Regions from separate parts of the Homo sapiens genome. Here region 1 is linked to region 2. Evidence: read pairs that join two places in POLR2A ChIA-PET (ENCODE). Cell type or tissue: B cell. All regions are shown on one strand.

Region 1 (8,000 bases), 480 kb after region 2:
CAGTGGGAGGCCAAGGCAGGAGGATCCCTTGAGCCCAGGAGATGACTTGAGACCAGCCTGAGCAACAGTTAGGCCGCATCTCTAAAAAAAATTTAAAAATTAGCTGGATGTCTTGGCTCATACCTGAAGTACCAGCTACTTGGGAGGCTGAGGTGGGAGGATCACTTGAGCCCTAGAAGATTGAGGCTGCAGTGAGCTATGGTTGTAGCACCACACTCCAGTCTGGGCAGCAGAGTGAGAACCTGTCTCAAAGAAAAAAAAAAAGATATATCAGATATGCAAATCCTTTAAAAATTTACCTTCCATATACATCCTTTTAAAAAATAGAGACAGGGTTTCACTGTATTGCCCAGGGTGGTCTCAAACTCCTAGCACAAACGATCCTCCCACCTCAGCCTCCCAGGTAGCTGGAACTGCAGGCATTAGCCACCACACCTGGCTCGTGTATATTTTTTCAGAAAGCATCTGGAACATATGCTTTAACCAAATAAGTGCATAATCAACAAAGACAAATGTTATAGAATCCAGGAAACAAAGGATTTAACATAGAAAAACAGCAAAAATAAATCCCATGACAAGAGCTACTGGGCCTAGAGAGCAACTAGTCCATTGAAAATTGAATACTATTAGCTGCAGAAGAAAGGTTTCCAAGGAAAGAAAATGGAATTAATTGATGATGTGTTCAAGATTTTAGGAAAATATATTGATAGGCATTTGTTAGATCTCTTGGAGCATTCAGTGGTGGGGTTAGGGAGACGGAATTTGCATTACTAACAAATGAAAAAACAAGTAGCTATTAACTATAGGAAAAATAAACAGTTATATGAGCAAGGGAGCAATCACTGTAAAAAAAAAAATTTTTTTTCTTTTCCAAGTTGAGGTCAGATGGGTAATGTGCTGAGGTCATAACAAGGTTGGAGGGTGGCACATCTCACACACACTCGTGAACACCCAATCATCATGCTCATGAACTACAAAAGGATCAAACCTTTCCTCCCTCTCCCTCTCTCTCCCTCCCTCCCTCCCTCTCCCTCCCTCCCCTCTCTCTCCCTCCCTCCCTCTCTCTCCCTCTCTCTCCCTACCTCTCTCTCCCTCCCTCTCTCTCTCCGTCCCTGTCTCTCCTTTTCTTTTTCTTTCTTTCTCTTTCTCTCTTTCCTCCTTTTTTCTTTGTTTTTCTTTCTTTCTTTTTGTCTTATTCTTTATTTCTGTCTTTGTTTCTTTTTTGTTCTTTCCTCCTGTCTTCCTTCCTTCCTTTTTTTTTTTTCTCCTTTCCTTTCTTTTCTTGTCTTGTATTTTCTTTTCTTTCCTTTCCTTTTCTTTCTTCCTCAGGGTTTTGCTCTGTTGCCTAGGTTGGAGTGCAGTGGCACAATCATGGCTCACTGCAGTCTCAGCCTCCCAGGCTCAAGTGATCCTCCTACCTCAGCCCCCTCAGTAGCTGGGACTACAGGTGGGTACCAGCACACCTGGCTAATTTTTAAATTTTTGTAGAGACAGGGTCTCACTTTGTTGCCCAGGCTACTGTAAAATTCTTAACCTCAGCAGCTATCTCCATATAGTCATAATAACATAAATATTTTCCTAGTCATAATAATGTAAGAAGTGACTAGTGAGTTAGCCAAAAATTTTGCTATAAACATGTTGCAAAGTTGATGTTATAAGAGAGTCAAGTCCTCAACTACATAAGAAGTCAATAGATAGAATTCCCCTAATTGAAATATGGGAAGACATACTTCTCATGCCCTGCAGGTAATGAGAAGTACCAGATCTTTCTGGCTACTTAGCACACATTTGCCGTGGTCTGTGTCACACACCAAGAGGTATGAAAGAGTAGCCTTAGTCTTTTTTGAATCAAAGTTGTGTATTTATTTCACATTTCCTAGAGTCTGCCATAGTATTGTTCTTCCTGCCAGAAGTGTTCTTTGTCTGAATATAGGAACCTGAAAGATCTTGCCTAATTTACTGAGTTTTTGGTGCTGATCCTTCCAAGCATTTCTCATCATGTCTCCTAGATCCTGGTGTGATAGAGTCATAGTTGGCTAAGAGCAATTTTCCATTATAAAGAGAAATGTGAGCCTTTTTTCAGTTGGAAAATTTTCACATCTCACATTCTCCTCTTTAAGTTTTACATGCTAATCCATGCCATCTTCTCAGTCTCTCGGGTCATTATATGAGACTTTAACCTCCACAGTCTCACTTTTTTTTTTTTTTTTTTTTTTGGAGACAGAGTTTTGCTCTTCTTGTCGCCCAGGCTGGAGTGCAGTGGCGCGATTTCGGCTCACTGCAGACTCCGTCTCCCCAGTTCAAGTGATTCTCCTGTCTCAGCCTCCCGAGTAGCTGAGATTATAGGCACCCGCCACCACGCCTGGCTCACTTTTTGTATTTTTAGTAGAGATCGGGTTTCACCATGCAGGCTAGTCTCAAACTCTTGACCTCAGGTGATCCGCCTGTTTCGGCCTCCCAAAGTGCTGGGATTATAGGCATGAGCCACCACGCCCAGCCCACAGTCTCTTATAAAAAACAAACTGATGAAGGACGAACTCTTATTTGTTAGAGGTGCACAACTACTTATTAAGAAAGCAGCTCTTAATATTTTTTGCATAATGATGAACATACTATTTTTTCCTGCTAGTTACCCTAATAAATTAACTAAGAGTGTATCTTTCTTCCTTCATTCATCCTCCTTATAGTTGTATAGGCTCTATGTCTTTCTAAATACAGGGGCTTAGAAAATTAGAACTCTAAAATGAAATTTTATTAGTATGCATCACTGATAGTCAGGAGTCAGCTAAGTTTACCATAATGAAGATTTTTGTTTACTTTTTAAAAACTTGGATGTGAACTGTAAATGTGTATTGAAATTTATACATCCAGATACACTTTTACCTACTTTAAAGGGGAATCCGGCACAGTGGCACTTGCTGGTAGTCCCAGCTTTTTGACAGGCTGAGGTGGGAGGATCCTTTCAGCCCAGGAGTTCAAGGCAAGTCTGGGCAACGTAGTGAGACCCCATCTCTGAAAAAATGGTTGGGGGTGGGGTGGGGACATGGAAAAAGGGGAGCTGTACTAATGGTATATCGGCTATGCCCTCATTTCAAGAAAATCTGACATAAAATATTACAACTTCTAAAAAATACTATTTTCATTCTAGACTAATTACAAATGATCCCTTTATATTATATTCATTAGGGCATTTTTAATCCATTTATAAAAATATGTGGAACAACTGTTAACCTATACTATATGTTATAATCAAATGAAAAGCTATATCAGAAGCTATGGATATCTTGGGCTTAAAACTCATTTTTTAAAAAATCCAACAGGAATAGTAAGTAGTGTGTAAGTAGATTTTGATCCAGTGGGTTTTTGATCTGATGGATATTCTTTCCCTTTATTTCTCACAGTAGCACCCTATTCTTTTTTTTTTTTTTTTTGAGACAGGGTCTTGCTCTGTCATCCAGGCTAGAGTGCAGTGGCACGATCACTGCAGCCTTGACAACTCTTGGGCTCAAGCGATCCTTGTACCTCTCAGCTTATTCTTTAACCTCTTTTGAAAATGCCCGTGTCACAGATCCCACGCAGTCTTGTTTGCTATCTTTTATAAGAAGCAGCAGAGGTTTTTACCACCCTTTTAATAACACCTCCAGCAATAGAAAGACCAACTCATTCATCTTGTTTCACATACATATCAAAGTAGAAAAGTAAGATGTGCTCCACCTATCTATCCTTCTCCCTCGAATTGGCACATTTCCTATAGAAGAGGGGTCCCCAACCCCTGGGCCACGGACCAGTACCAGTGGCCTGTTACGAACGAACGGGCTGGCTGCACCGCAGGAGGTGAGCAGAGAGCAATCCAGCAAAGCTTCATCTGTATTTACCGACACTCCCCATCATTTGCATCTCCACATCCTGTCAGATCAGCGGCAGCATTAGATTCTCATAGGAGCATGAACCCTATTGTGAACTACATATGCAAGGGATCTGGGATCTAGGTTGCTTGCTCCTTATGAGAATCTAATGCCTGATGTGTCATTCTGTCCCATCACCCCCAGATGGGACCATCTAGTTTCATGAAAACAGGCTCAGGGCTCCCACTGACTTAATGGTGAGTTGTATAATTATTTCATTTTATAGTACAATGTAATAATAATAGAAATACAGTGCACAATAAATGTAATGTGCTGAAATCATCCTGAAACCATCCCTGCCCCCTTCCCCCCAGCCCCCCGCACCCAGTTCATGGAAAAATTGTCTTCCACGAAACCAGTCCCTGGTGCCAAAAAGGTTGGGGACCACTGCTTTAGAGGAATAGCTGAGGATATCTCTTACTTTATCCTTTTCTGAACTGGTAACATTTTAGATAAAGCACAGGTGTCTCTCTCTAAGTACAAGATGTCAGCATTCATGTCAATTCAGTGTACCGTGTCTTAGTAGGACATTGAAGAGACTTGGTAGCCTAATAACAACAGCATTTGCCAAAATGTTTGAGTGAAGAGTAGCATTTTGATTTAAATCAAATCAAACCCTAGAAAACTAAATCATAAGCAAAAAATGAAGAAAACACAAGATGGTCACTTAGAAGTATAAATCTGGAGGCTCAGTTCAATGCTGAGGTTTTATGTGAGCACATTGTTTCTTCTATGTGATGGTACTTAGTATGGGAATGAAGTTACACAAAACAACAGCAATTTGTTCAGCTTGAGACCTAATTCATAACTTAAAACCATAGTGATAAAAATTCTTTCCCCCTGTTTTAGAGAGGAACCTTAACCCCAAAGCAGCCTGCCTTAAGAGAAGGGAAGAAGAAAAAGTTTCTGCCGTATCGGCAGAGCCGCCAACCACACTGCCAGGAACCCATCCTGGGCTTAGTGAAACTACCAACCCTATGGGTCATATGTAAACATCAGCCAGGTAAGTACGGGTTTGAAAAGAAACAGCAAGGAAATAACCTTAAGATTCATCTTAAACTGGGTTAGAATCTTTGAACAGAATTCTCTAGTGAGCAGTGGCCATTGTAAAGGTCACATGTAATTTGAAATATAACAGTTTGTCTTTCTGTTACATTATCAGACTTAGAGAGCCAGTGTCATTTTATAGCAAATTGCCATTTTCTTCAAAGTGTGGCAGTATCTTGTGACTTTGGTTCTTCTGTTCGGAGTCATCATGTGTACTCTCTTACATGAGTATCTTCCTGATCCAAGAAGAAATAGTACAATGACTCAACCGTCAGAAAACGCTCTTGTTACCACTCATGTTCTTCATTTCTTTATTCAGAAATGCTGACTATATCATCAACCAGTTTTCTGCCAATTATCTAGCTTTTTGTCATGAAGCCTTTATACATGAAAAAGTTATCACTTGTATTTGGATCAATAATGCAAGTTTATGATATGATGCTTCTTCCCCACTTGCAAGCACATCAGTTAACACCCTCTAGAATCTATTAATGAATGGGAAGTTATTATATATGTTAGAGCCAGAATGCCCTTCTCTCTGGTGGAATTTTACTTGTTCAAAGACTGTTCTTTATATCTTCCTTTTCATGGACTAAACATAATTCAGTTCCTTGTGATTTTTTTTTTTTTTCCTCAAGACAGAGTCTCGCTCTGTTGCCCAGGCTGGAGTGCAGTGGCACGATCTCAGCTAACTGCAGTCTCTGCTTCCCAGGTTCCAGCAATTCTCCTGCCTCAGCCTCCCGAGTAGACTAGCTGGGATTACAGGTGTGCACCACCATGCCCGGCTAATTTTTGTATTTTTAGTAGAGATGGGATTTCACGATGTTGGCCAGGCTGGTCTCGAACTCCTAACCTCAGGTGATCCACCCGCCTCAGCCTCCCAAAGTGCTAGGATTACAGGCATGAGCCACCTCGCCCAGCTGGTAACTTCATTTTTATAATCTGCTTTCAGCAGTATGTAGTTTTTTTCCCAATTTTATCAACAGATTAAAGGTAGTAAGTAAAGGCAGATGAGTGCGGGGTGTGGAACAGAAAAAAATATCAAGTGCAGTTTCATTTGGTCAGTTTCGTGGCTGTCTCATTTTGAACTGAAAGTCTGGAATTTGATAGATTGTTTGATAGATAAACTACAAATATTAGTAACTCACCTTTTCCTGAGGGTTTTAGTTCCTACCGCCACTACATATATAGGGTCAAATGAGACTACATATAGGGTCAAATGAGACTACATATAGGGTCAAACCAGACCACAAAGAAGATTTCATTTAGGGTAAAAGAAAAGAAGAGTTAAGGCAGTTATTTCGTAAGTCAGTTATAACTGTAACATTAGCACACTGGAGAAAACCTCAAACTACCTCCCCCACAAAAAGTATCCAGCAATCTAACAGATTGTACATGTCAGGGACTTTAGGCAAGAGCTAGTTTACAGATCCTCTAAAACCTAGATCATTGTTTCATACTCTGTAGAAAATATAGACTACTATGAAACAGTAAGTATTTTTGCTTCAAAAATAAACTTTGAAGTTTTTTTGTTTGTTCTGGGATTTTTTTGTTGTTGTTGTTGTTTGTTTGTTTGTTTTGAGATGGAGTTTGACTCTGTCGCCTGAGCTGGAGTGCAATGGTGTGATCATCTCGGCTCACTCCAACTCCCGCCTCCTGGGTTTGAGCAATTCTTCCACCTCAGCCTCCTGAGTAGCTGGGATTACAGACATACACCACCACGCCCAGCTAATTTTTTTGTATTTTTAGTAGAGACAGCGTTTCGCCAGGCTGCCCAGCCTGGTCTCAAACTCCTGACCTCAAGCGATCCGACCACCTCGGCTTCCCCAAGTGCTGGCGTTACAGGCGTGAGCCGCTGAGCCCGGCCAAAAAATTAACTTTGAAGTTTTAAAATAAAACCATGCCACTATTTCTCAGTGCAAAAGAGACTTTCTAAACTGATAGATTATTTCAAAGAAGAGTGATGGGAGAGGTAACTTATGCTCAGGTCCCAGATAACCACCAAGCTGTGAAAAAGAGCACTAGGCATTCTGCCCTAACACTTCTCTTGGAGCCTGTGTCTTATTTTTCTTGTCTCGCTCTAGTTAGTTCTACCCATTTCCTCTTGTTTTCTTCTCAGTCTCTCTTACTCGTTCAACTTTGTCTTCTTATTCTCATCTCGTTTCCTTCTGTTTACTTCCTGTGCTTTTACTACTTCTCTATTTCATACTGCTCTCATAGCTCTACCTTTATCTCTTTATAATGTGGAAATTTTCCCACTTAGGTTAAAATTAAACTTTGGGCATTCCCACCTATCAAAAAAGGATCAAGAATTCTTTTAAGTTTAAAAAGGCATCAAGATATGAGACATGTAGTGAATGCACTTTGTTCCATAGATTGTATAGGCTAGTGTTTGTCATCTTAGAATATGTGTTAAGGTTGCTAATTTCATAAAGATAGTTATCTGGTTTCATAAATTGGATAGCAGATTAAAAGTAGCAAGAGACAGGGCAGCAGGAACAATGCTACTAGAATCAAAATGGCTAAGACATGACCACAGAATGACTGGTTATAAACGTACAAAAATTTGCCATCCTGTAATGTAGGCCAAGTAGCTTTGAATATCTTAGTTTTCCGTCCCTAAGAGCATTGCTGTGTACCTAAACAATACTGTGGTTATTGTTTAATAAGGAAGTAAAAGTTATGATTCTATCTAAAACTATTTTATTAAAAATTTAAAGTAGAAAATTTCAGAGTTACTGCTATATATATTATATTGGGAACATAAGTATGTATAGAATTTGTACTAATAGAGTAAAATATTCTTAATAAATAGCAAACATTTGTTGAGGACCTACTGTGGACCAGGAACTGGGACCAATATGAAAATGAATGCAAGGTAGCCTCTGACCTCAGGTGCTCTCAGTTTAGATGAAATAAATGTAAACTATTAACACTGTGGTTGAGTGGAGGCAGCAGCAAATTGAGGGCTTTACCATTGTCTCACTACTGAGGAATGAATGAGTAGCACCTCAGAGCTCAGTTATTGCCAACTTGAGTGTTATTAAA
Region 2 (8,000 bases):
CAACACTTAATGGCTTAAAATAAAGGTTGGGAAACTTTTTCTGCAAAAGGCCAAATAGTAGGTATGTTAAAATTTGGTGCACCATGCAATCTCTGTTACAACTACTCAACTCCAGTGTAACTCAAATGCAGCCATAGACAATATGTAAACAAATGGATGTGGCTATGTTCCGATAAAATTATATTTACAAAAAGAGGCAGTATGGTCAAGTGCAGTGCCTCACACCTATAATCCCAGTGCTTTGGGATGCCGGGTGTTCAAGACCAGCCTTGGCAATATAGCAAGACCCCATATCTACAAAAAGTAAAATAAAAATTAGCTGGGCATGATGGAGAGCACCTATAGTCCTAGCTACTTGGGAGGCTGAGACAGGAGGATCACTAAAGCCCAAGAATTTGAGGCTGCAGTGAGCTATGATCATGCCACTGCACTCCAGCCTGGGCAACAGAGTGAGATACTCTCTAAAAATAATTTTAATTAAAATTAAACACCTTTTTTATATGACAGTGGGCCAGTTTTGGCCCACAAGCTCTAGTTGGTTAACTCCTGGTTTATTAAGCCTCCTAATTCTATGGGTTGATATTTTCAGCAGGACTCTCAGTGGGGTTGACTCATATCTGCTCTCCATGATTGACTGGATTGGCATATGTGTTTGCAGTCAGTTGGCAAGGTGACCGAGGGCTGACTGGTCCTGAATGGTTCCACTCACGTGTCTGGTGGTTGACTGAAGCTGTTGGCTGCATGCTTCGGTTTGCCTTTACACGGCCTCTGTGGTAAGGGCGCTCTGGATTTCTCCCATAGTAGCTGGATTCCGGGGGGACAAAAGCAGAAGCTTCTTGACTTCTGAGGCCTCAGCTAGGAAGCCACAATGTCACTTCATATTCCATTGGCCAAAGTCACAAGAGATGAGGATATAGACTATACATTTTGATGGAAAAGCTCAAAGAGTCTGTGGCCCTTTAAAATCCACTACAGTGAGTAAACTGTCAAAACAGTGTATCAATTCCTGCAAGACTTTTACCAGCAACTTTCCTACTTTGAAACTCACCAGTACTTTGTGTATTATGGTCACAATTCTCACTGTAAATAACACAGCCATAACTTAAGCAAGAAACAATAATTAATCAAAATTTCCATTCAAAATATTTTGAAATGTTTGTGAAAAGGAAGCAGTTATGAAAATAAAAGAGGTCTTTTAAGACTCAGAGTGGAATTATCTCATTTTTATTTTTAATGGGGAGCTTGGTTAAAAGGGTCATTTGAGGAGGAGATAGTGAGGGAAGATATGGGAGGTAGTAAACAGAGGGTGGCTGAAATTTTAATCCTTGGAGGTAAAGAGGTTATTGCTTTGGAGAGACTCCTTTTGTTTTAGAAAACTCCCCTCAATAGCTGGCACGGTGGCTCACGCCTGTAATCCCAGCACTTTGGGAGACTGAGGTGGGTAGATCACTTGAGGCCAGGAGTTTGAGACCAGCCTGGCCAACATGGTGAGACTCTGTCTCTACCAAAAAATGAAAAAAAATTAGCCAGGCATGGTGGTGTGAACCTGTAGTCCTAGCTCCTCAGGAGGCTGAGGCTGCAATGAGTTGTGAGTCATGATCATACTACTGCACTCCAGCCTGGGCAATAGAGCAAGACTCTGTCTCTAAAAAAAAGAAAAGAAAACTCCTCTCAATGAATCTTGAGTTACATTTGATTGAGGTGGTGTCTGCCAAGCTTTTCCACTGTAAATTTATACTTTTTAAACTTTCTAATTAATAAGAGTTTATTAAGAGGTAATTTATTCCATTCTTCAAATTTTATCCATTAGTTGTAGTATTTATTGATTTTTTTCTGAATTAATTATCTCTATGGTGGTTGTCAAATAATGATTTTCTAATTCTATCATTCCTTCTACATTTACTAGTTGTAAGGAAAATCTTTACCCTCTCTACATTTACTTATTTATTTATATCAGTATAGTTTCATAAATTCATATTTAATTCAATTTTATAATCCATGTTGTTATTTATTTTGATGACCAAACTCCCAAATTTTGGCCAGGGAGAGCCTCCAAAATCTGGCTTTTCTATTTTTTTTAACACCCTCATCTTTCTTTGAGCATGTCCTTACTTTCTGACACAACAACAAGATATTCCAGGCTCATCTTGTAATTTTCCTGCCTCGACTCTGCCTTGTTGCTTTTAATGAAGGAAAAAAAAAAAAAAACAAGATCTTGATGCTAAATGTGCTCATTGCTATTGGGATATTGCTGTTTTCAGGCCTTCATGACAAACATTTTTTTCAAGACAGGTTCTCACTGTGTTGCCCAGGCTGGAGTGCAGTGGTGCAATCTAGGCTCACTGCAACCACTGCCTCCTGGGTTCAAGCAATTCTCCTGCCTCAGCCTCCCAAGTAGCTGGGATTACAGGCATGTGCCACCACACCTGGCTAATTTTTGAATTTTTAGTAGAGACACGGTTTCGCCATGTTGGCCAGGCTGGTCTTGAACTCCTAATGTTAGGTGATCCATCCACCTCAGCGTCCCAAAGTGCTGGGATTATAGGCGTGAGGCACAGCGCCCGGCCACTATCTTCATATTTCTATCACCTTGTATTAGACATGTTAATCAACAGTTCCTGCCATGGTTCACAGTCCTCCTGAAAAGGGAGTCTTAGATTCTGTTTAATACCACATAAGTACAATTCCTACAAGAGCCAAAGCTGATTAGACACTGACCCAAAGGCTGTCAACCTATGATTTGACAGGAATAGGGTTTTCCCTATAACAGATGCTGTTGGTTCCCTGCCTGTGTCCCCTCCCATACTCCCTGATCCAGTTTACGCTGACAGCATCTTGCTGTAAGCACCTGCCACTTACCACTTGAGAAAATGGACATACTAGATGGACATGGACATTAATGCCCCTGAAATTAGCTTTCAGCCACTGACAGATGAGAGTTGGAGGGGAAATATCCAACTTCTTTGCCTCTCAACTGGGATAACTCTGAGAAATATTCTACACTGTCTCCCAGAGTCCCCCAATGGGACAAAAATCCAGTTGCCTACAGCAGTAGCTCAGTAATGAGCTTCCTTACCTTCCTTGTCTCAATTTCCCACTCCCTTAAAAGTGCTTCCAGAAATTATCTCCCAAATTAACTACCAGCTCTTAAATCCTTGCCTCCAACTTGGGTTCTGTGGGAAACCAACTTAACACACTGCTCAGATGTCACAATGGTTATTAGTAAAGCCAAACAGGCATCCTCTCTGGTATATATGTATTTTTAAAAAACCTTTTTTAGCTGGACCAAGAGAAACAGATATGTCATCTCTATTTGAACCACATATTTGGTGAAACGCTAAAGAGAAGATACAAAAAATTCCTGCCCAGAGGTATCACTCTTTGGATGCAGAACAACCCTCTATCCTAATCTTGATAAGACTGTGCCCTATTACAGCTCCTTTTATTTCCATGAGATTCTTTCATTCTATAGCTTTATATGTACCCTAACAATAGTGAACACCAGCATTCCCAATCCCACTTACTTGAGTTTGAGAATTTCTCTTCCTAGACACTAAACTATAACTTGGGAGGCACTATATTTTGCTTCCCGTATTGCAACTAAAGTAAAGCTTTGCACAAAGTAGACACTCAGTTAATATTTGTCTAATGAAGAAATGGGAGGAGTATTTTAATGGTAGATGTGGATTTACCTGGGTTTAGAACTACTTGGCAAGTCTTAGCTATGAAAAAGTCTTTTTCCCCTCCATGGAGCAAACACTTGAAGAAATTTTCATACCTTGTAATTAGAAGGACAAATTATTATTTTTATTATTTTTGTACTAAGCATCCCTTTCTATCTTCTTATGGTTACTGTGTCCCTTCTCCTCACTTCCTTTCCCCACAAACATGCACATGTCCTTTGGAAAACTACTTGTCCTTTGATTCCTAGGTTTCTATCCCTGCCCCCAAGAAGCTATATAGCCCCCACAACTGGTCAATCATAATTCCTTATCTTCCTGGGGTTTGGCACATGACCTACCAAGATAAAACTTCTGCCCTTGAGTTTTATAAAGGGGCTATGGAGAGGAAAGCTCTTTTAATCTCCTGAGTTTGCCAAGCTGTGTTAATGTAAGTGTGAATTTGTTAGCCCACCCCTCACATCTCATTCCTACCAAACCACAAAAAGTCATCTGTCTTCAGTAGATGTGGTTGAAAGAATCACATACGAAAATACAGCCTGGAGAGAGACAGGAAGATCTAGCAATGTTTTATGTCTCTAGACTTCTCCAAGCCACCATCACCTTGTATTTCTTTTTAATAAGAGCCAATAAATTCCCTTTTAATTTTCAGTTTTTTTGAATTGGGTTTTTACCACTTGCAACCAAACAAGATACTATATGCAAAACTTGAAGAACTAACTCTAAAACTGACAGGAGTACGTTTTAAAATTGAAGCCCTTCCCCTGCAAACACCTCACCAGCACCTCAGTTCTTAAAGCATATTAGAACATCAATAGTACCTGTAAACCCAACATTTTGGGAAGCTGAGGCTGGAAGATCACCTGAGACCAGGAGTTTGAGACCAGCCTGGACAACATAGTGAGACCCTTGATCTACAAAAGACTTTTGAAATTAGCCCGGTGTGATGGAGTGTGCCTGTAGTCCTAGCTACTCAGGAGGCTGATGCAGGAGGATCACTTGAGCCCAGGAGTTCGAGGGTGCAGAGAGCCATAACTGAGCCACTGCATTCCAGCCTGGGTGAGAGAGTGGGATCAAGAAAGAAAAAGAGAGAAAGGAATGAAGGAAGGAAAGAAGGAAGGAAGGAAGGAAAAGAAAGAGAAAAAGAGAAAGAAAAGAACATGAACATCAATAGAAGCCATGAGTGTGTGTCTTTGTGTCTCCCATTGCATCATGTGCTAGATGTCTAGGAGCCTGCAGCAGGGTCCCTTGTACACTAGAGGATTGTGTTAATAGAGATTAGAGTGTATCCAGCTGAAGGGGATTTCAGAAAGAAAAGAGATTATTTCTTTTCTCTTTATGCAATGCATAAAAAAATTATGGGAGAAATGTCAACACTTATTCCTGGAGGTTATGTAGAGTGGTAAGCTATTTTTTTCTGAAAGGAGAAGATTTAGGGAAATTTAGCCAAGCATGAAAGGTGATTTGTTCCAAATCCTTTCATACATGTACCTGAGTAAACCCAAACAATGTAAGTGTCTTCTGGCTGGTTCCAAAAGGAACTAAAATTTATCTGAAACTGAGACCATAACTCCCAAACCTGGTATTCTTTTAGTACTTCTTATCAGTATAATGTCACGGCCATTTATCCAATTTATGTGTAAGACAGAAACCGAGGGGTTATCTTTAATAACTTCTTGGTCTTCATTTCCTTCAAATCCAGTGAGTCACTGAGTTGCATCCATTTCATCTTCCACATGTCTCTTAAATCTCTCTGCTTATTCCCAATTCTTCTGTGATTTCCTCTGTCCAGGCTATCATCACACTGGATTACTACTCTAACCCACTAACTGTTCTTCCCTGCATGCAGTCTTGATCCACTCCAAGCCGTTTCAGACCATTTTCTACTCCAAAGCCCATCTTGCTTTGTTGTTGTCATTAATGCAGATCTGTTTATGTTATTTTTTCCTTTCTCAATCTCCTTAAAAATCTCCAAAGTATGTTGGATATCTGATCATGTCTGTCCAGAAAATTTCTATCCTCCTTATGACAGTAACACCCTAAGTTTATTTTAGGAAACCACCTCTCCCCAAGGTGGTTTGAGTGGGATTACCCCCATCTCCAGCTCCAGAGTTATGGATTCCCTAATTGGCTTCCCTAGCCACAGAGATAATGTTAGGGGAGGGCACTTAACCCATACCTAAACCATGTAGAGCACAGCATTCCCCTAGCCAAAGAATGGCTTCAGAGTGGGCATATGATTTAAGCAAATCCAATCAGAAAGATTGACTAGTTCTTGGGACCATGGTAGGAGCCAGACTGAAGATTAAGGATAAGGGTAGAGTCATGGGATCCAAAAGAGCCAGAACTGGGGCAGGAAAAGATCATCACCCTATGAATAAAACTTGTCCTTAGAGTGGGATCTGAACTCTGGACTTCACCATAACATAAGCCAATGGTTCTTTTTCTGCCTTTCTTTATTTTATGAAGAAAGGCTGGATTGAATTTTCTATTACTGGCAACCGAAAGGTTCTTAGCTATTATTCATCCAAGCTAATGTATTATTGCACGTAGAATAAAGGCAAAGTTCTTAATATAGCTTGAAGCACATTTGCATTTGCTGCCTGAGCTCTAGCCACAGAGGCCTATGTTTAACTTTTGTTCATGCCCTTCCCTCTTCCTGAAACCTTCCTGGCCTCCCACACACCCAATATTATGCATTTTGTCTTACTTATGCTTTAACTCTCAGCTCAAATTCCTTTCGTGACCCCTTAAACAGACAAAATCCCCTTAATATTCACTCTGAAAGTCCAGGAAGGATTCAATTTTGGTACTTATAAAAATATTTGTGAGATTATTTCATAAATGTCTGTCTCTCTCACTTAACTCTAAGTTACATGTAAGAAACTCTCCATAAGTTTCAGTTAACAACACACTATCAAATAACAACTTGAATTATACTTGAAAGGAAGAAGAAAGTCATAGTAAATATCACTGGTTCACTCACAAAATGAAAATAGGTTAATAAAATTTATTTTAAAGCCATCGTAGGAGGAATTTTCCTGGTCACATCCAAGCAACTTATAAAAATGGGAAAATTTAAAAACAGATGTATCAGAAACACATATTATTTTATCTAGAAAATAAATTAAATAGTGGAATTAACATCTTTTTATTGTAGAAGATTAAAGAATAAATTTGTCTTTAATGTAATTCAACCAAAGGGGGCAGAATACAACCAATGCATTAATTTAGAAGTGGATGGAATGATTTGGGGAAAAAAAAACCAGGATTTCTGGCAAGTTTCCCCTTCTGATTCAGAGCTGCAACAAAGAAGCTGTTAAAATGTTTGCAATTTCGTTTCAGTGTTGGATCAAATAATATACACGTGCAGCTATTGGAAAAAAGATTTTGAAATGATTTTGTTGTATTACAACTTACGCAGTCCATCATGGTCAAAAGACCATTTTAGATGAATTTCAGTTTTAAGAGGTCATATTACTGCATCAGTTTTTTTTTCCCTTGCTGTTCTATCTTCACTCCAGAGAAAAAAACAGAAATGTATGGGAAGGCTAAACTAACAATGTTGTTGCTCTAATGGAAGTTTCATAAATACAACAAAATTTATTATATTCTTAGTGGAACAATACTTAGTTGTTTTCAATAATAGTTGAACAAAATATATATATTTCATGAGTCTAGACTTGGAAAGAGCTGTGACAGCACAATTAGAGACACCTAGAAAAATGCGGTATCCCCCTTACCGTGGGGGATACGTTCTAAAACCCCCAGTGGATGCCTGAAGACACAGATAGTACTAAACATGCAAGTGTACTATGCATGAATTTCTTTTTCCTTCTTCACAATTTCACAGAGGGAGGATTCATTCTTACTGTAGATCTTAGTAATCTCGGTATGTAATTTTTTTTCTTTTTTAAGTGGAGAACTTACACTTTTTCACTTAAAGAAAGCATTTTATGGATCCTCTTTGGCATATCCACCATCATCACCACTCTTGCACTTTAGGGCCATTAGTAAGTAAAATAAGGGTTACTTGAACGCAAGCACTGTGATACCACGACAGTTGATCTCATTATCAAAAAGCTACTAAATGACTAATGGGCAGGCAGCATATTCGGCGTGAATACACCGAACAAAGGGATGAGTCATGTCCCAGGCAGCATGGAGCAGAGCAGTGTGAGATTTCATCACAAAACTCAGGATAGAATGCTATAAAAAACATAGGAATTATTTATTTCTGGTATTTTCTATTTAATATTTTCAGATCACAATTGATTGTGGGTAACTGAAACCACAGAAAGTGAAACCACAGATAAGTGG

The links. Peaks named below come from ENCODE experiments on the same cell type or tissue, not always from the same donor. Only the 100,000 strongest peaks of a DNase experiment are listed, where the experiment ranks them.
Region 1: POLR2A ChIA-PET joins it to region 2 with 6 read pairs; 2 of 35 experiments call an interaction of 5 or more read pairs at or near these places.

The regions. Positions count from the first base shown.
Region 1 is chr15:57,277,691-57,285,690 of GRCh38, forward strand. TCF12 (transcription factor 12) reads left to right here. Exons shown (of 21, transcript NM_207037.2): 20 at 4,755-4,908. The coding sequence ends at 4,897. It overlaps SNORD13D (small nucleolar RNA, C/D box 13D), which reads right to left and starts at 967; the gene lies at 877-967. RefSeq lists an enhancer at 7,089-7,148. In B cell, a CTCF peak has its summit at 7,090; DNase peaks (open chromatin) are centred at 3,871, 4,761, 6,319 and 7,041; H3K4me3 peaks cover 4,242 bases; H3K27ac peaks cover 7,286 bases.
Region 2 is chr15:56,798,173-56,806,172 of GRCh38, forward strand. No RefSeq gene overlaps it. Among named protein-coding and RNA genes, the nearest start is that of ZNF280D, 69 kb to the left of the region's middle. In B cell, no CTCF peak of the experiment used is centred here; a DNase peak (open chromatin) is centred at 7,979; H3K4me3 peaks cover 1,994 bases; H3K27ac peaks cover 1,240 bases.